Regions from separate parts of the Homo sapiens genome. Here region 2 is linked to region 1. A link is a loop called in an ENCODE intact Hi-C map of the cell type or tissue named here. Cell type or tissue: heart left ventricle. All regions are shown on one strand. Links, peaks and the distances in the headings refer to the core of each region. The heading gives the core; the rest is flanking DNA. Region 1 overlaps GRID1 (glutamate ionotropic receptor delta type subunit 1). Region 2 has its middle 8.6 kb from the start of GRID1.

The links. A loop is a pair of places that touch in the nucleus more often than their neighbours do. Peaks named below come from ENCODE experiments on the same cell type or tissue, not always from the same donor. Only the 100,000 strongest peaks of a DNase experiment are listed, where the experiment ranks them.
Region 2: a loop joins it to region 1, with 5 times the contacts of the local background. A loop is called at or near these places in 2 of 110 quality-filtered maps.

The regions. Positions count from the first base shown.
Region 1 is chr10:86,320,354-86,324,353 of GRCh38, forward strand. The region is part of intron 2 of GRID1 (glutamate ionotropic receptor delta type subunit 1); the gene reads right to left. Among named protein-coding and RNA genes, the nearest start is that of GRID1, 44 kb to the right of the region's middle. In heart left ventricle, for the core only: no CTCF peak of the experiment used is centred there; no DNase peak of the experiment used is centred there.
Region 2 is chr10:86,367,156-86,383,554 of GRCh38, forward strand. No RefSeq gene overlaps it. Among named protein-coding and RNA genes, the nearest start is that of GRID1, 8.6 kb to the left of the region's middle. RefSeq lists silencers at 1-18, 129-338, 9,939-10,137, 10,097-10,391, 10,241-10,290 and 1 more and an enhancer at 9,919-10,461. In heart left ventricle, for the core only: no CTCF peak of the experiment used is centred there; a DNase peak (open chromatin) is centred at 5,096; H3K27me3 peaks cover 2,082 bases.

The DNA of each region.
Region 1 (4,000 bases), core at 1-4,000:
GGTGACAGAATGGGCATTTCAAACACACACTTGCACCACGGATGAACCTTGAAAACCTCATGCTAAGTGAAGTAAGCACGTCACAAAAGTACTATATGATTCCACTTGTATGAAATATCTGGAGTAGTCAAAGTCAGAAGGAGAGAAAGGAGAATGGTGGTTTTGCGGGGCTGGAGGAAGAAGGAATGGGGAGTCACTGTTTAAGGGCTATAGTATTTCTGTTTGGGAAAATGAAAAAGTTCTGGAGATGGATGGTGGTGATGGCTGCACAGAATGTGAATTAATGCTATTGAACTGTACACTTAAAAATGGCTAAAATGGTAAATGTTATGTACATTTTAACAAACACACACACATCCTTAGGACTCTACCTTAGGAAAATGCTCCAAATATGGACAAAATTTCAAGCACAAGATGTTCATTGTGGCTTGTTATTATTATTATTATAGTAAAATGTCGGAGAGAGCCGGGCGCGGTGGCTCACGCCTGTAATCCCAGCACTTTGGGAGGCTGAGGTGGGTGGATCACGAGGTCAGGAGATCAAGACCATCCTGGCTAACACGGTGAAACCCCGTCTCTACTAAAAAACACAAAAAATTGGCTGGGCGTGGTGGTGGGCTCCTGTGGTCCCAGCTGCTTGGGAGGCTGAGGCAGGAGAATGCCGTGAACCTGGGAGGCGGAGCTTGCAGTGAGCCAAGATCGCGCCACTGCACTCCAGCCTGGGCGACAGAGTGAGACTCCATCTCAAAAAAAAAAAAGAAAAAAAGCAAAAAAAAAATGTTGGGAAGAAAAAGGAAACAGCAAAGTCAATTCAGATGTACCCACCAGCAGAAATATTATGCAGTCATTAAAATAGTGATTATGAAGAAATTTTAATGACCCAGGAAATAATTACCATGGCATGGTAATTATATGAAATGATGTGCCACATTATAAATCTCTTCTGCAACAAGGTCACCCAGTAAAAATGAATAGAGATCGGGCCAAAATGGTGGCCTGGGGTCACATTCTGCCTCTTCCCAATACAAAACCCTAAAAGTAACATAAACACTTTTTTAAAAATCCATAGCAGTGCTGAAAAACCAGAATGGGGTTCTTTCCTGCAGGAGCTGGATTTTTTAAAAAAGAAGAAGAATGAGGTTCTTACTAGGGCAGGAATCATGAAGAATGCTTGCAAGGCAGAAGGTTGATGGGTTCGGATTGGAAATGGTACCACAGGGCAAAGCATATCCGGGAGAGGGCTGCCATGAAGCTGGCAGCTCCAATCTGGGAAGCCCAGCAAGTGAGGACCCAGAAGAAGCCCCAAATCAAATGTGAGGGTGGCTGGCAGGGCCATGATGCCAAGCAGTGACCTGCAAAAGCAACTGCCCGCAGGCAGAAGCAGGGAGTAGGGGAGACAGCCCTCGAGTGGCAACAACACACAGGAGGTCAGTGGAGCCCATACCCAAAGACTGGGATCTGCTCCAGCTGGCACAACAGTGCAGAGCTCTTCCCATCCAGTATGTGAGTTCAGCCTCACAGATAGGACAACAGAAACCTTCAAACACAAAGACAAGCAGGCAACCCAGAATCACCCACCTTATTAAGAAGATTACACGTCGAAAGAGGCACACCAAACTCATCTGCTAAACGAACGCACCCCTGAGGACTTGGGTACTAGGACAAGCAGAATGACACTTTGAACGAGAAAACAGAGAGAGGGGAGAGGCTATCACATCCATTTAAAACGAATGAACTAGATCTGGGAACCAAACATTTCATCATTAAAGTTTAAAAAGGGGCTGAATAGCAGCATGGAACAGATGAAGATCAAATTAGTCACCTAGGGGGCTGAAACAGGAACTCTCCCAGATGGCACAAAAACCCAGAGATGGAAGGATAAAAGTAAATTAAAAGACATGAAGGATATAAGCTCCAACCACCACCTAAAAGGAATTCCAAAAAGAGACCTGAGAGAATATGGGAAATTAGAAAAGAAAATGCAGAAACACACAAGTCCTCAGATTGACAGAACCTACCACATGCAAAGTAGAATTATGTTTTGTTGTTGTTGTTGTTGTCGTTGTTGTTGTTGTTGTGACAGATTCTTGTTCTGTTGCACAGGCTGGAGTGCAGTGGCATGATCTCGGGTCACTGCAACCTCCACCTCCTGGTTCAAGTGATTCTCCTGCCTCAGCCTCCCAAGCAGCTGGGACTAGAGGCACACGTCACCATGCCCAGCTAATTTTTGTATTTTTAGTAGATGTGGGGTTTCACCAAGTTGGCCAGGCTGGTCTCAAACTCCTGACCTCAGGTGATCCACCCACCTTGGCCTCCCAAAGTGATGGGATTACAGGTGTGAGCCACCTTGCCCGGCCTTGAATTATTTTTTTTTAAATAAAAATAAATAAATAAATAAATAAATAATAAAAATAAATATTGGGCACAGAGTGGTGAAATTTCAAAATCCAAGGGACAGCCAGGCACGGTGGCTCATGACTGTAATCCCAGCACTTTGGGAGGCCAAGGCAGGCAGATCACTTCAGGCCAGGAGTTCAAGACCAGCCTGACCAACATGGTGAAACCCCGTCTCTACTAAAAATACAAAAAAAAAAAGCTAGGTGTGGTGCCGCACACCTGTAATCCCAGCTCCTTGGGATGCCGAGGCAGGAGAATCACTTGAACCTGGGAGGTGCAGAAGTTGCAGTGAGCTGAGATCGCACCACTGCACTCCAACCTGGGTTACAGAGCAAGACTCTATATGAAAAAGAAAACATAAAAATCAAAGGGAGAAAGGAAAAATGCCAAATTATCCCAGAAAACAACACAGCCTGCCTACAGAGGAGCAGAAGCTGCAGCAGTAGATGGCAACTTCTCGAGAGCCGGGGTGGCCTCTTTCCTAGCTGAAGGGATGTGGGGCTTCTCTTCACTCAGCCTCACTTTCTCTGCCTGTTAAGTGGGGAGCAGCCCCGACCTCACAGAGTTGTCAGCAGAATTAAATGACTTACTATGTATAAAGCACTGGTGCAGAGCACACACTGTATTTGACTTAGCAGTCACTGTTCCTGAGGACATGGATGCATACAAGTCAATGAAACAATATCTCCAAAGAGCTTAGGAGAGAAATGGCATAAACCTTAAATTCTCTACTCAGCTTTTAGGAAGGAAACAGGCATTTTCAGAAATGTGAAGATACAGAAAATTCACCACCACAAACCCTCTTGGAAAGAATTACCAAACGGTATGCTCCAGCAACCACAAAAATGAATCCAGAGAGCAGAGAAGTGAGTGGCTGCCAGCGGCCGGGGGAGTGGAAATTGGAGTGACTGCTCAATGGGTACAGGGTCTCTTCTCAGGATAATGAAAATGTTCTGGAATTAGGTAGTGGCAATGGTTGCACAACATCGGAATGTACTGGAAGTCACTGAAGTGTATACTTTAAAATGGTTAAAATCATGTGATGTGCATTTTACCACAATTTTTAAAAATGAATCAAAGAACATAATGTGGAATGCAAAAGCAGTAGTGAGAAAAAACTAAAACTTATCATTAAAACTTTATTGAGGCCCAGCATGGTGGCTCACACCTGTAATCCCAGCACTTCGGGAGGCCAAGGTGGGCGAGTCACTTGAGGTCAGGAGTTTGAGACCAGCCCAGCCAACATGGTGAAACCCCATCTCTACTAAAATTACAAAAATTAGCTGGGCATGGTGGTGCACACCTGTGGTCCCAGCTACTCAGGAGGCTTAGGCAGGAGAATCGCTTGAACCCAGGACGCAGAGATTGCAGTGAGCCGAAATTGTGCCACTGCACTCCAGCCTGGGTGACAGAGTGAGACTCATCTCAAAAAAAAAAAATTGGTTTTTATTAACTATTAAAATTTGGAACTAAAATCCCAGCTGGCCTCATGTTAGGTAGTGATACAGCTCGGGGCAGAAGGACATTGAGGCATAGAAAGGTCTCAATTTGTTCCAGGAGACACTGATTATACGTTGAGAGACACGTGTAAACATAAAGGTAT
Region 2 (16,399 bases), core at 3,235-7,234, 50 kb after region 1:
GGGTCATGTCCCCGGCCGAAACAGACCGTTCCTCGTGGAGTGGGACCTGGGGAGCAAGAAGAGAGACCGGGGCGGGGCGCCGGGCCAGGCCCCAGGACAGCTGGGGAGCCAGAGGGGGCCGGCCGCCGCAAGCATCTCAGAGTAGAGCCCGGGCCGTGGGCTCGAACCCTGGCTGGCCGCGCGGACCTCGGCGGGCGCCCATCCCCCGCTCCATGGGCAGCGCGCTCAGCCGGGAGTCGGGCAAGAGGCTCGGACTCTGAAGCCCAATTCATGGCCGGAAACCAGCGCAGCCGTGACCGCGGCGCCTGGACGTGAGGAGCCTTCCAAGCGGCCGGCGGGCTCAGACTCCGACCCTGCACGGAGCTTTCATGTGCGAGCCCGGGCGAAGAGCCCGCTCCTCGCGGCCACAGCGGAACAGGGCTCCCTCCGCCTCCGGTGCCTGCCTCGGGCCGGCCACCACCAAAGAGAGCGTTAAGCTGTTGTGGGCTCGTGCCTGAAAGGGACTGGGCTCCATGTGGCACCCCCAAGATTTCGAGGAGACAGCTGAGCTTCCTGGGGTCTGGGACCTGGCAGAGCCTCGTTCAAAAGCTGCTCCTCCAGCAAGCCTGGGAACGTCCCCGGGCCCTGTTGTCCGCGGAGGGGCCCCAGGACTCCCGCCACGCACCAGGGGGAGAGGCTCCCACCACAGCCCTTGCCCAGAGCTCCCAGCGCAGTGGGCGAGGCAGACACCCAACCAAGTCATCTTTTAAATGTTGGGGGGGGCTATGAATGAGCTGTGTATGCTCAGATGCCTGGGCTCTGAACCAGCCTGGGAAGAAGAGCAGGGATGACTTCCTGGAGGAGATGACAGTTGTAAAGACTGAGTGGAGGTTCCCAAGGGAGAAAATAAGGCTTCCAGGCATTGAATAGTGGTGAGCCAAGGCAAAAAGAAAGAAGTGTGTGTCTGTATGTCTGTCTGTCTCTCATGTGGCCAGAGCCAAAGAGTAAGCATTGGTAGATTTCACTTTGGAAAGAAAGATTGGAGAGGATGGGCTGTGCAGAGGGGGCCAGTGGAGGCCCATAGCACTGTGAGGGAACCCTGGGTGGGCCAGCTCAGCTGGGCAGGGACAGCCTGTTGGAGCGGAGAAGCTGGATTGCAGAAGTATCAAGGAATCCCATGAGCCAGCAAGGTGACTTCTAGGTTAAGGAGGCCAGGGGGCAAGAAGAGAGGAGTGGTCATATGTCATACTTGCCCATGGGAGTGGCTGAATGTGGTCCTACACACACACACACACACACACACACACACACACACACTTCTTCCAAAAACCTGTCTTAGGGTCCTTGAGTAGTGAAACCTGACCCACCCCGCATCTCAAAACCCTCTACACCTCTAATTCTTATTCCTGCAAAATTCTACCATTCACTGGCTGAAATGCTGTAGGGAGAAGAGAAATAAATGATGAGTTTTATTATACATCAGTTTGGTTCCTACGGGGACTGTCTCCACCTTGAAAGGATGGTGGGTGTGGTCTTGACCTGAAGTCCCTGTGGGTCAGGGACTCTCCCCGGGCCTCCTGTTGTTGGGGGTTCTCCAGTGTGTTAGTACAGTGGGCATGTGATATACCCAGTTAGAAGTTTTTCTTTGATGTATGTTTTGCTAGGTGTAGGTAGCATGATTTCAGTGGGATAAGTATTAAGACCTCCTTCCAAGTATTAAGAAGACAACCCACCAACACATAGTTGTGGAATGATTTCCATCAAGTTCCAGTTTGGATGATGAGGTGGGTGATGAGGTTCCTGTGGCTTGGCATCTGAGGATCATGACTCAAGGTGGATCTCATCTGGAAGTTGTTGACCTGGGGCAACCTCACCTTCTGTCCTGGGTGCCTCCTTCCTCTCCAGCTTCCAGGGCGTGTGGTAGTCTGCCATCCCCATATGCTCATTCCCAGATCCTCACCCTGGGACAGTCCACTCAGCCAAGCCAGTTTTCCTATCCAGGCTAGAATCCCCTGGACACTGTAGGCAGCGTGGTGACTGTAGGCACTTGCTCAGCTCCTGTTCCTCACAGAGCTGGAAGGCAGGCCCAGAGACCACTGGGGACCTGTACAGACTCACCTTGAGGCAAAATGTGTTTAATCCTCTGCCACCTAAAGTTGGAGTTGCCAGGTTCCAGGGGCATTGGATGTTATTGGTCAGTTGCTCAGACTCATCAAGCCCTTAACAGTTTATTGCTCCTGGCCCAGCTATTCTTGGCCCAACACCCTTATCCCTGATAGCCTCTGGGGCTGCAAATGCTGCCTCTCCAAACCAGGGGAAGCAACTCTACCCAATGAACAAGTTCACCCCTAATGCAAGAATCTAGCTGGAGAAGATAGATTAGAAATCTCTGGGTCATATGACACACATCCACTTCAGAGAGAGAAAAACTGAGGCCCAGAGAAAGGCATCAGGTGAGTTGCTGGCAGGCCCAAGGCTCAGTCCTCTTGGTTTGCTCCTCACTACACAAAGGTGTATTCACAGAAATTAAAACTGAGTCAGTAAATCTTTCTTTTACACAAGCTCAGCCAGCACAGGTGACTGCTTTTTCTAAAGAGTTCTTCAGTTTTACTGATTCTAATTACTTTTCTTTAGCACTTACCACATGCAGGCACTGTGCTCACCACCTGACATCTTACCGAGGAGATGGTCATCCCATTTTACACACAAGGAAATTGAAGGAGGGTGCAAAAAGATAAAACTGGGCTCATCAGGAATCTCAACTGAAACAACACTGGACGCTAGTAGTTGGCCACAGAAGCTGTAGATGAAATGTCAAGGCAGAGAGAGGCCTCAGTGGTCTACTTGGAAGCTACAATCATTGTGACTTAAAGCTTTGTCATTCCAGAAATGCAGACCTTTCCTTTCTCCATTGCCTTCTTTCTCACCCCATCCAAAAGCTGGACTAAGGAAAAGCCAGCTGGAGTCCTGGCCCTCCAAGTGACCTGCCTCCTGGGCACAATCCTGAGGAGCTGCCTGCCTGATGTGGAACCACCAGTGCCCAACCCCTGCAGAAGTGCCCCTCCTGAACCATGCGTCTCCAGGGAGGGCCCAAAAACTCTATCTTCCTCATTCCCTCCTCAGCACAGAGCCCACCAGTGATATGGAAGACAATTCGGCCCAGGCCCTGCCTGCAAAGAAAGATCAAGTCCAAGCCTGGGGAATTCTCTGCAGGCTTTGGCATGGAACCCAGCTGTCCCGTGTACACAGGGTGGAGGCCAACCCAGGTCTTAAGGTCAAGCCCCCAGGGAAGAGTCTGTAGGCATCTGGGAAGGGGTCTTGCTGCCAGCCTCATCCGTCACTACAGGCTCCAGGGAACCCACTTTCTGCCAAGATCCAAGCTCAGAAAATCTCACTGCTGCCTTCCTCTCTTAACCCATTGGGTTTTTCCTGTTTTCAATTTTTTCTTGGAGACAGGGTCTTGTTCTGTCACCCAAGCCGGAGGACACTGATGTGATCATGGCTCACTGTAGCCTAGACCTCCTGGGCTCAAGCAATCCTCCCACCTCAGCCTCCTGAGTAGCTGAGACCACAGGCACATGGTACCATGCCCAGATAATTTTCTTCATTTTTTGTAGAGATGGGGTTTCACCATGTTTCCCAGGCTGTCTTGAACTCCTGGACTCAAGCAATCCTCCTGCCTCGCCTCCCAAAGTGCTGAGATTACAGGTGTGAGCCACCACGCCAGATTTGTTTTTTGGTTTTTTTTTAAAACACCCTTGTTTATTGCTTATTTCGTCTGTTCTCCCAGCGCTGTGTTGGCTCTTCAGTTGAATGTGAATTCTCTGTCTCTACTTTGTCTTCCTTACTACCCTTTCTTGCCAACCTCTTTCATCTTATTTTTACTGTTTCTCAGCTTGTATTTATTTTATGTGATGTTCTTTTATATTACTGTATTTTTTAGTTTACTTTTACTCTTGGTAGCCTCGTGGGTTGTTACTTTAAATTTCCCAGGCCAGCAATCTTTTGCATTGCTCATTCTATTAATTCGAGACTTCTATTGATTCATTCCTTGGTTTTCCCGAGGTTAGGGAGAAGGAAAATTCCAGCACCAGCTTGCCTCAGCCACCAGGGCAAGACCCACTGTTATGCCCCTTTGCACCCTTCCCGTGGCATGGTGCAGACACCCATGGTGGGCAGCCCAGGTGAGGGAGGGCTTCTGCGGGCCGGAGCCGTGCCCCATGGGCCAATGAGGAGAAAGGAAATTACACACCGTGTGTCCACCCTAGATAGGAATGCCTCATCTTTCCAGGGCAAGGACCTCTTTACCCCCATTATACAGTCAGGAAACTGGGACTCAGGACTGGGTCTTCAGTCTGCTTAGAATCAACTAGTCCAAAAAGTTACCTGTGTGAAAAACTGCTTCCTTTGCAAAAGCAAGGACCTCCAGAGGTCTCTTTCCTGGACCCAGGCTCTCCAGGCAGGATGGGTGGCAGGACTGAACAGAAGCTCAGGCTCATCTGGGGCTCTCATGCTAACATCCAGGATTCCCCTTGACCCCCTGGAGTCCAACAAGGTTCATTCCTTCCTTAGAACCCTGCAAAGGTCAGATAAGGCAAGCTGGAGTGTGCACAAAGGCATCTCCAAACGCCAAGGGAGAGCAAAGGAGAAGGAAGGCTCAGATCCCAGGAATGACCCCCAGGAGCTGTCATCTCAGTCCCAGGCCTCTGGGGGCAGCCTGTGTCTCACCTCCTGCTAAAGCAGAGATTCTCCAAGTGTGTGCCCCAAAGCCTGGATCTAAGAGGCTCTTCAGAGGAAGCTCGGGGCTTCTGAGGACCCCACTCCACGTCCATAGCCAGCCTTGCACATGGGCGTTCTGAGTCCACCGTTGTGTGGAGAATGGGCTTCTGCTGCTGCAGCTCACACATGTAAAACCACAGCCCTGAAAAGCCTGTCCCAGAGCCCACAGGCTGGCCCAGGCCCTCCCAGGAGACCTGCTGGGCTCCCTGCTTCCCAGCCCCAACGCCTGCCTGGGGTGGCTCTTCTCCTCTCTCTCCAACCTGGGCTCTGCAACTTTGCTGTTTTTGCACTTTGGGGACCACCCTATTCCGCAGGTGACTGGAAGGACTAAGTGGCAGGGTCCTGAATCCTGGCCTCTCTGACCCCAGGGCTGAACTCAGGCTCCTGTACCCTCAACAGTCACTGCCTGACTGTCCCAGAACATGAAGTGCCACAGAGGCTCCTGCCCCTCCCACCACTGCCCAGGGCTCCTCCTGCCCCTGTCGTCTCCTGCTTTGGGTTCCAGGGCTCCACACAGGTTTAGCTGAGACCTTGAGCTGAGTTAAGGAAGGGAGTGTACATTGCAGGTGAAGGGAACAGCGAGAGGAAAGGTATGGAGGCGGAAGCAAGTAAGGGAAGGCTGTGGGGAGAGCAGCAAGGTGGGAAGAAGGAGGCAGCAGAGGGACCAGGGTAGAAGTTGACAGAATGGTCCTGGTGGGAGATGCTAAAGCCAGACATGCTCCTTCCCAAACACATCTCTACAGAGTGGGCCTGGGGTGGCATCATAGCAGCCAGAGACCTGTCAACCATCGTGTCTTCAGTGGACATCCTGGGCAAGAGAGCCACCAATCCACAAAAAGGAACTTAAATAGTGGAGCGAGAGGACTTTGTCCCCTTTGCTACCAGGGAACTCATCGGAGACTGTCCCACCCTGGTTCTACACACAATACTTTATGCCAGTCATATGTCCTCTGCCCTCCCAGGAATGAGGCTGCAGGTGTCCACACATAGAGTGGGGCCTTGTTGCTCACCAGTCGCCCCCTGCTCCTTGTTTAAGATGAGATACCTAAATGTCAGCCTGCACAGCAGGCCAGGAGCTGCACAGACATTTTGTTCAATGGATGTGACAGGTCCACCCCACCACACCCCTCCTCATCCCATCCTAAGTTGGGAGCAGCACAGGGGCTCCCACCAGCCCACAGCCTTTCAGAGCCGAGTCCCCGACTCTCCCAAGGGATCAGGGATGGGGGAGCTGCATCCACCTGAAGCCCTTGCTCATCCAACAGAAAGCCCCTTCCCCAGACCCAGCCCTCCAGCTAAACGCAGCCCCTAATGGATCTGGGCACCCTATATATGGACACACCCATTTCCAAGAGCAGGTTATCTGGTCTGTAAACCTCCTCTTCCATCCGGCAATGAAGTGAAATTGTGATTGATTTTTCCTATCTGGTGCACCATAGTGCATTTAGCACCCTATAAACCTAAATGGGGGAGGTACTACCTCCCAGGAGGCTCCTGGAGACTTGGCTTGGAGCAAGGGCTGCCTGGCACTCCTTCAGATGAGGCAGGGACATGGCAAAGGCCCTGAATCCACTGCCAATGTGCTAGGCAACCTTGGGCAAAGTCCCTGACTTGCCAGAGATCTGTCTGGAAAATAGAGAGGGACCCAGAGATGTCTTTTGTTTTTGGGCTTCGTTTTTTTTTTGTTTTTTTTTTTTTTTTTTTGAGACGGTCTTGCTCTGTTGCCCAGGCTGGAGTGCAGTGGCATGATCGCAGTTCACTGCAACCTGCACCTCCCATGTTCAAGTGATTCTCCTGCCTCAGCCTCCCAAGTAGCTGGGATTGCAGGTGCGTGTCACCACGCCTGGCTAATTTTTGTATTTTTAGTAGAAAAGGGGTTTCACTAGGTTGGCCAGGCTGGTCTCAAACTCCTGACCTCAAGTGATCCGACTCCCTCAGCCTCCCAAAGTGCTGGGATTACAGGCCTGAGCCACCGAGCCTGGTGGGAGCTTTGATATGAGAGAACAGAAGAGGGAGTGGGAGGAGGCAGAAGCCCCCGGGGAGGCTCTCAGGGAAGGAGGGGAACCTGCATATGCTTAACCCTTGCCAAGCACAAGGCCTGTGCCCCACGGCAGCACACATGCCTCACTGTGGGGACAGGCAGTGGAAGGAGAAGGAGGTGGAAATGGGGAAAAAGGGCCTGCGGATCAGAGGCCATCGGCAGGCCTGCCACCCAGGTCCTCTCACTGTCTCCAAGACCAGGGCAGATCAACCACCAAGGGAAAGGGAGGGAGAAGCAGCCTCAGCGGTCAGAGGGGAGGGGCAGGGCTCAACCACTGAGGAACATTCACTGTTGCCTGCCGAGTGCCTGCTCACGGCCTGTTGGTGATTGACTCAAGACTTTGTGAGAATGGGACTTTTATCCCCACTCTACAGATGAGATCATCAAGTCTCAGAGCAGTAGTCACTGAACAGTTAATGAAAAATAGCCCCCAACAGATGTCCACATGCTAATCCCCAGAAACTGTAGATGAGACCTTATTTGGAGAGAGGATTTGCAGATTTGATTAAGTCAAACATCTGCAGATGAGGAGATGGTCCTGGATTGTCCAAGTGGGCCCTAAATGCCATCATGAATGTCCATCTAAGAACGACTCAGAGAAGGACGACACAGAGAAGACCATGTGATCACAGAGGCAGGGATGGGAGGGGTGCGGCCCCCTGCCAAGGAACGCGGGCAGCCACCAGAAGCTGAAATTTCATACAGCAGCCACAGGAAATGAACACAATGAAGAGGCCAGGACGCAGACTGAGATTAGCCTGACATGGCCCACCAGCCCTGCACATCGGAACAAATCCCAGCTCCTTTTGGGAGAAAGGCCCCAGGGCCAGTGAGTCCAGCCAGCCCAGCATGAGCCCAGGCTGCACACGCTCACCCCAGCAGCCACACAGCCCTCCTGGACACCAGCAAACAGAGAGAGTTAGGGCAGCCAGCAAGGCAGCCAGCAGACAGGTAAGGCCCTCCCAGGGACAGCCATGGTCCTGCACTCCACCGTGTCCTCTGAGGACTGCGCCAGCCTGCAAGGGCCTACAGGACCCAGGCGGATGGAAATTAGTGAGAGAGACCTCCAGGACCGCCGCACCCATAGCAGCTGTGTCTGAGCCTGGCTGCGACTGCCTGCCCTCTGCCCTCCATTCCCACATAGCAATCCACCCCAACCTTGTTTCTTAAAACACAAAAAGTCCTTTATTTCTTACACACAGAAGCTTGTTTTAATGTCTTGTTTGATTTAGAAAATGCCAGAAAATGTGAAGAAGAAAATGATGATAACCCATGACACTGCCTCCATGTTCTTCCCAAGTGGCCCATTCTGACCAATGAGACCTTGGCTGAAGCTCTGTTCACATAAAATAAAAGGCAGAGCCTCCGGAGGAGAAAGAGTTTGTTCCTCTGCCTTCCCCCTTCTTCCTGCTGGAAGGTAGACAGGAGACCCGGAGGAAAGCCTGCCGTCCTGTGACCTTCAGAAGCCAAGCAGGGCATGCACAGCCTGCGTTCCAGGAGGGCAGAGCGAGGCTGCTTTATCAGCCCAGGACACAGGAGCCAATCAGACCCTGGTCTTTATAAGCTTCTGCAGTGAATTTCTCAGTTTTTCGTAACTTAACACAAATCCTACCTGATACCACCAACCAGAAATAACCGCCGTTGACATTGTGATGCTCTTCTTCCCATCCTTTTTTCTATTCAAGTATAATTTTGAAAGAGAAACAGACAAAAATATTACTACCTGAAATTATTTTTCACCTCTTTCTTGCCTGTCTCCACCTATAGAAGGAAAGCCCAATAAGGAGGACGATAGTATTTATCTTATTTACAGTTGTATTCTCAGTGCCTAAAAGAATACCTGGCATGTCTCAAAGATACTCAATAAATGTTAAATCAATTAATTAGTGAATGAATGAACATTTTAATGTGAGCATTTCTCTCTGCTATGAAATTCTCTTCCAAAAATGTGATTTTTTTTTATGGCTGATTACAGTTCTATTCCATGGAGCTATCATACATTATTTAATCATTCATTTGCTATTGAATATTCTCCCCAATTTTTACCATTATAAACAGTGCTTCGGTAAAAAATACTTACACATGCATTTTCAGCTTTTATGCAATTATTTCCTTAGTAGAATAAATACCTAGCAGTGGAATTGCTGGGTCAAAGGTTATGCGTCATTTAAGTCTCTAATACATAGTTCCAAAATTGCCCTCCAAAGCTGTTTTTAAAACCAGTCTACGTTTCCATGGGCAATTCATGAAAGTGTCTGCTTCTCTGCACCTTCAGCAACACTAAGCGTTATTCTTTGTTTCATTCTTGATAAATGAAAAATTGCATCTCTAAGTTGTTTTAGGGTGCATTTCCTACCCACTGGGAACACTGACTGTTCTTTTGCCAGTGTGTGGCTCTTTGTGGGGTCACCTGAGGGTAGCGGCCTGCATCTACCATCATCTGTTGAAGGTCTGTGACCATAGAAGGGAGGGTCTCCTTGGCCTATGGGCCAGTGATCAAGCCTCTCCAGGAAATGTTGGGGAGAGTAGCCAAAGGCTAGACTTCTGGAGTCCACGAGATTTCCAGACTGGAATCATCTGGAATCATGGAGCTGACCTTCCTTCACAGGAGGCCGGGCCATCCCCGTGATCCCCTGCTAAGGGTCATGGTGGGCAGGACAGACACAAGTCCTAATGTGGACCCAGAGCCTGGTGGTTGGGGGTGAGGGGAGACCTTGGGTAGGCCCAGGCGAGGACTGGACGTTTTTGGGGACTGGCAGGGAAGGGAAGCTAATGCCAGGCCCTGAGACCTGGAAGGCTGTTACGGACTCTGAGATGCCCGAGGGAGTTGAATAAGGAGGAAGGAGGGGCCATCCAGGAAGCAGGCTGAGCACAAGCAAAGGCCCAGAGCAGGTTCAAGCATGGGGTGGGCTCAAGCCCAGATCAGGACCACACGGCCCGCGCATCCTCTCCGCCACACTCCCTCCCCAGAGGCCGCGCGCGCCCGCATGCCCCGCTCAGGCCCAGCTCGTCCGCAACCTAATGAAAGCCGAGGTGGGGGTTGTCCAAACATCTCCCGACCCTCACTCTGTGCCTGACCTGGGCCGCGCCCTGAGCCACCGCGCAATTGCCCACATTTCACAGATGGGGGGATTGTGCACGGACCAAGAATGGTCAAGGGCCTCCAGGCCCCACGAGGGGCCGAGAAATAGCCACGCGCGCCGGGGGTTTGAGGGCTGGAGAACCTCATGGAAGAGGCGGTGGGGCGCCCTGCCCCAAGAGACCCCGGGCTGAACAGAGACAGCGGTCTCCGGCCCCCGTGCCCGCCCTACTGGGCTGACGGCTACACGGGCTGGTCTGCCGATTCCGCAGGTGACAGCGCGAGGGACGCAGCGAGGGCGCAGGCCGCCGCGAGGCGCGGTTTCCAAGCCCAGTCGCCGGCGCCGCCCAGGAGCAGCCGCAGTGCAATGCTGCCCCCTGCCGGCAACCGCGGGAACGGGCCCCAGGCGCTGCCGCGCGAGCCGCCCCAGGAGGGAGGACCTGTCCCAAGGATAACCGCACCTCTACGTGGTCCGGAAGGCCTGCACGCTGATGGGCGGTGGGAAGCCCAACAGGGCCTGGTCTCAGTGAAAATAACAGCAATAGCCCACATTTACATAGCGTTTACTACGAGACAGGCACTATTTTAATGCTTTGCATACATTAACTCATGTAATCCTCACCCAATCCTTCACAAGGGAGGCGCTCTTATTATTCCCATTTTACAGAGCAGTAAATGGAGGCACAAGAGAGTTATGTAACATGCCCAGCTGGTATGTGGCAAAATAGGATTTGAACCCAGGCATTCTGGCTCCCCAGCCCACGTCTTTGAACTATCTGCCAGTCAGAAAAGCCAGTGGGGGATCCACTTTACACAGCCCAGCACCCCTGTGTAAATTCCTGCGGATTTCTAGAGCCCAACCCCCATGGTCAGCCCCTGCTGCAAATAACAGGCAGGCGTCCTATAGCGTGGATCATTAACCATTCTCCGTCTGGACCACACACGGAGGGACTGGGACCCTGGATTTCCCAGGGGTCTGTTGGAGACTGCCTGAGCCTTCCCTGAGAGCCTTAAAAGGCCAGGATCCAAAGAGGTGACCCCAGTGTCCTCCTCCTCAGGCCATCCAAGATCCGAAGCAGGAAGAGGGCCTGGGTGAGCTCAGCTTTTGTGAAGAGCTCACTGTGTGCAGCATCTGTCCTGGCAGCCCCCAGTTCTTGCCGCTTCCCCCTCACCCTGATTCCTGCCAAAGTTTCAGGCTCAGCTCTGTCAAAACAGTAAGTCAAATTGTGACAGTCCTACTTAAAGCTCTTTACTACAACTCAACAACAAAACCAACCTGATTAAAAAATCAGGCAAAGGACATGAATAGACGTATCTCCAAAAATGAGATATAAATGACCAATAAGCACATGAAAAGATGCTCAACATCACTAGCCATTAGGGAAATGCAATAAAAACCACAATGAGATACCACCTCACATCCATTACACACTAATCACAATCAATCAATAAATCAAGCAAGGATGTGGAGAAATTGGAACCCTTGTGAATTGTTTGTGGGAACGTAAGAGGGTGCAGCCGCTATGGAATACAGTAGGCCATTTCTCAAAAAATTGAAAATAGAACTACCATATGATTTTCAATTTAACCGAAAGGGTCAAAATCTCACTTAAAGAGTATATTAAGTGCAAAGTTCAAGGACAAGTGGTCCAGGAAGCAAAGATTCCAAAGGATGGAAGTCAGTGTAGATCCAAAGTGTAGAAGTTTAGGATCGTGCATACAGATAAAGTTTAGGGAAGCTTAACAGAACATTTAACATCTTTTTATGTAAGACTTAATACATAGTTACAATGATCTGATTAGTCAAGATGGTCTTTTTCTTCTGGGAAAGGTACACTTAACATTCCACACTGAAGATATAACTATCATGGGGTCTTGGCTGCTATCTGGTCTAAGTTAGGTACAGGACAATAAAAAAGGCAGTTAATTTATAACAAAGATCAGTGACTGGAAGGGGGGAGTTATGGTCTCTGGTCTCCCCTAGTCATTTACAGAACAAGAGCAATGAGTAAGAGAGTTAATTTCTTTCTTTTCTTTTTTTTTTTTTTTGAGAGAGAGTCTTACTTCGTCACCCAGACTGGAGTGCAGTGGTGTGATCTCAGCTCACTGCAACCTCTGCCTCCTGGGTTCAAGCAATTCTCGTGTCTCAGCCTCTCAAGTAGCTGGGATTACAGGCATCCGCCACCACACCTAGCTACTTTTTGTATTTTTAGTAGAGACGGGGTTTCACTATGTTGGCCAGGCTGGTCTCGAACTCCTGAACTCAAGTGATCCACCCACCTCGGCCTTTCAAAGTGCTGGGATTACAGGCGTGCTCCACCATGCCCGGCCTTAATCTATAATCTAAGAAGCAGGATTGCAAACAAGTTACATGAATGAGCCTTCCCCCTTGGTATAATAAATTTAGAGGATTCTGAAATTGTATTTTCTTTTACATGATCGAGCAATTCCACTATGGGTATATATCCAAAAGAATTGAAAACAGGTCCTCAAAGAGATATTTGTACACCCATATTTATAGCAATGTTATTCACAATAGCTAAAGGGTGGAAGAAACCCAGGCGTTCATCAACAAATGATGGATAAACTGTGGTCCATCCATGCAATGGAATATTATTCATCCTTAAAAAGGAAGGACATTTTGACACATGTTCCAACATAGACGAACCTTGAGGACATTATGCTAAATGAAATAAGCGCATCACAAAAAGACAAATACTGGCCAGGCTCAGTGGCTCATGTCTGTATCCCAGCACTTTGGGAGGCCAAGGCAGGTGGATTGTTTGAGCTCAGGAGTTTGAGACCAACCTGGGCAACATGGCAAAACCCCATCTCAACAAAAAATACAAAAAAATTAGCCGAGCGTGGTTACACACACCTGTGGTCCCAGCTTCTCGGGAGGCTGAGACAGGAGGATGGCTTGAGCCTTGAAGGCAGAGATTGCAGTGAGCCAAGATCATACCACTGCACTCTAACCCGGGTAACAGAGTGAGACGTCATCTAAAAAGAAGAAAAGAAAAGACAAATACTGTATGATTCTCTCATAGGAGGTACCTAGAGTAGTCATATTCACAGAGACAGAAAGTAGAATGGTGGTTGCCAGGGTCTGAGGGAAGATGAGAATGGGGAGTTGTTTAATGGGGACAGAGTTTCAGTTTGGGAAGATGAAAAAGTTCAGGAGATGGATGGTGGTGAGGGTTGCACAACAATGTGAATGTACCTAATGCCACTGAACTGTATGCTTAAAAATGGTTAAGATGGTAAATGCTATATTATGTGTATTTTATCACAATTAAAAATAAAAATAATATAAAATCACACAAACCCTTTGCTAGGCCCTCTGTCTGCAGAACAATGGTCAAGTTCCACAGCACTTAGGCTGTAGTGAATTTCTGCAGGACCGGCCCCAGGCAATGCCCCCTGCCCTGAGAGCTGCGCCATCAAAACAACACGGGGCTGTAGCAGGAATGACCGAGGTCGTAGAAGACCCAGGCCCTGACTATGTCTGATTGGTCTGAAGATGGCCACCTACTCCAAACTAGCCAATCAGCACCCTCCTCCAGAATGCTTTAACTAGAATAAAGAGAATCCGGCCCTATAGGTGATGGGTATGTAAGATGTGAAGTCAGGCTAGGTGGGCAGACATGATCCCTGATGGGTGGAAGGAACCAGAGAAGCACAGGCAAGAGGTGGTGGCTGTTCCCCTGCCCTCTCTGCCTTTGCAGTGTGAGTTTCTGCCATGTGTTATGGTCACTGGCAACAAAAAGATTACTGGCTAGAACAGAAGCCCTCCAAAGGGCTCCCAACCCCAAAGTGTAAAACAATTCGGTAACACTAATGAGCCACGCTGTTTCCCACCTCTCAGCCCTTGCTGTTCCCTCTCCTAGGAATGCCTTCTTTCGTGGATGGCCCCCTAGAAATGTATGTGGCTTTTAAGATGAAGTTGAAACTCCATGAACCAGGAAGTCTTTATTACCTACACCCCCAACCCCATGTGGAAGTGACCCATCCTTGGGCCACCTGTGGCTGCAGCACCCACCATCATATATGTCTGTTCTCACACCTGCCTCCCCTTCTAGCTGGAAGAGTCGCAAAAGCTGAGACTCATCTTGTGTTCCCATTACCCAGGAAAGGGTCTAGCACCTAGTGGGTTCTCAATCAATGCTTACTGAATGAAGACGGAGATGCAAAGTAAATATCATCAACCCTCTTTTACAGAGCACACAACTGAGGCTTAATGATGTGGCATCCCAGATCAATCCCCTACAAGCTGTAGGCATCTCCTTGTCTGATCCTACCTCCCAGCCCTCCCCAACTGCTGAAATCCACCCACGTGACTTTAGAACTCCTGGTCAATAGGAAATTCACACCTGGATCCATCATAGTGAAACAGCAGAAAACCAAAGATACAGAGAAAAATTGTAAAAGCAGCTAGAGAAGAAAAAACAGATTTCTTAAACTGACAGCTGACTTCTCAACAACAGTACACACATAACAAGGCGGAAGATAGTGGAGTGGTAGCTTCAATGAGCTGAAAGAATGTTTCTACCCTAGAACTCCACACTAAGGAAAAAAATGTCTTTCAAGAATTAGGATGAAATAAAGATTTTTCAGGCAAACAAAAACTCTGAGAGTTCAATTAGAAGCAGACGTTCACTAAAGGAAATGCTCAAGGAGCTATTTCAGGCAGAAGGAAAGTGATCCCAGATGGAAGGACCTATGCACAGGAAAGAGTGAAAAGCAATGAGCATTTAAATGCATGGGTGAATATAAATGAACACTGTCTAGAACAGTGATGCCTATGGCATACAAAAAAATAAGAACTAAAATATAAGACAATACAGGGATTGTCTGGGGAATATGGCAAAAGTATTCATTAACTGTAAACTTTGGTAAATTAAGTATGCAGATTTTAATTTTGAAGGAAAACACATACACAAAAAAGGAGACAATAACTTTGGATGGAAAAGTGTATGATAAAGTACAGTGAAGTCCAAGAAAATACAGTTGAGCCCAAGAAAGCAAGAAAGAGAAACAGAACAGAAAGCCCAAAATAAAGTGATATTTTAAAAACAAAAATACATTAATAAGTATATTAAATGTAAGAGAATTGAATGCTTTAGTCAAATTGCAAATGTTAGTAAATTGGATTTTTTGTGAAAATCTAGATGTGACAAAAGTCACATTTAGGATATAAAAATAAAGAAATATTGAGAGTAAAAGGAATAAGGATAATGTGCCATGTGAGCATTAACCAAAAAAGAGCTACTGTGGCTATAGCAATATCAGACAAAGTAGACTTTAAGGCAAAAAAGTATTATTAGAGATAAAGAGGATTATTATGTGATGATAAAATATTTCATTTACAAGGGAGACATAAAAATGTTATACTTGTATGCATTTAACAACATAGTCACAAAATATATAAAGTCCAAAATTATATATCTACAAAAAGAAAGACAAATCCAACATCACAGTGAGAGAATTTAGCACAAGTCTCTCAGTATAGACAAGAAAAGCAGTAAAAAGCCGTCACAATTCAGGGAAGAAATAAACCATCTGTAAAATATTATTAACATATTTGATCTAGTGGACACATATAGAATGCTGCACTCAACAAGAGCAGACTACAGTTTCTTTTCAAGCATACATGAACATTTACAAAAAGATAATGTTTAGGCCGGGTGCGGTGGCTCATGCTTTTAATCCCAGCACTTTAGGAGGCCGAGACGGGCGGATTACCTGAGGTCAGGAGTTCAAGACTAGCCTGGCCAATATGGCAAAACCCCATCTCTACTAAAAATACAAAAATTAACCCACCATGATGGTGCATGCCTGTAATCTCAGCTACTTAGGAGGCTGAAGCAAGAAAATCACTTGAATCCAGGAGGCGGAGGTTGCAGTGAGCCAAGATCACACCACTGCACTCCAGCCTGGGCAAAACAGCAAGACTCTATCTCAAAAAAAAAAAAAAGATAATGTTTGATTGAAATAGTATTAAACATGATTTCTTTTTTTTTTCTTTTTTTTTTTTTTTTTTTTTTGGTGAGATGGAGATTTACTTTTGTTGCCCAGGGTGGAGTGTAATGGCACGATCTCAGCTCACCGCATTCTCCGCCTCCAAGGTTCAAGCAATTCTCCTGCCTCAGCCTCCGGAGTAGCTGGGATTACAGGCATGTGTCACCACGCCCGGCTAATTCTGTATTTTTAGTAGAGACAGGGTTTCACCGTGTTGCCTAGGCTGATCTCAAACTCCTGACCTCAGGTGATCCACCCGCCTTGGCCTCCCAAAGTGCTGGGATTACAGGCGTGTGGTGAGCCACTGCACCCGGCCATTAAACATGATTTCTGACAACAATGTAATTAACTTGGTAATTAATATTAAAAATAAAACTAAGAAATACATTCCTAAACAACTCAGTATACAAAAAGAACATGATAAATGAAAATTAGAAAATATTTACAACAGGCCTGTAATCCCAGCACTTTGGGAGGCCGAGGCGGGCAGATCACGAGGTCAG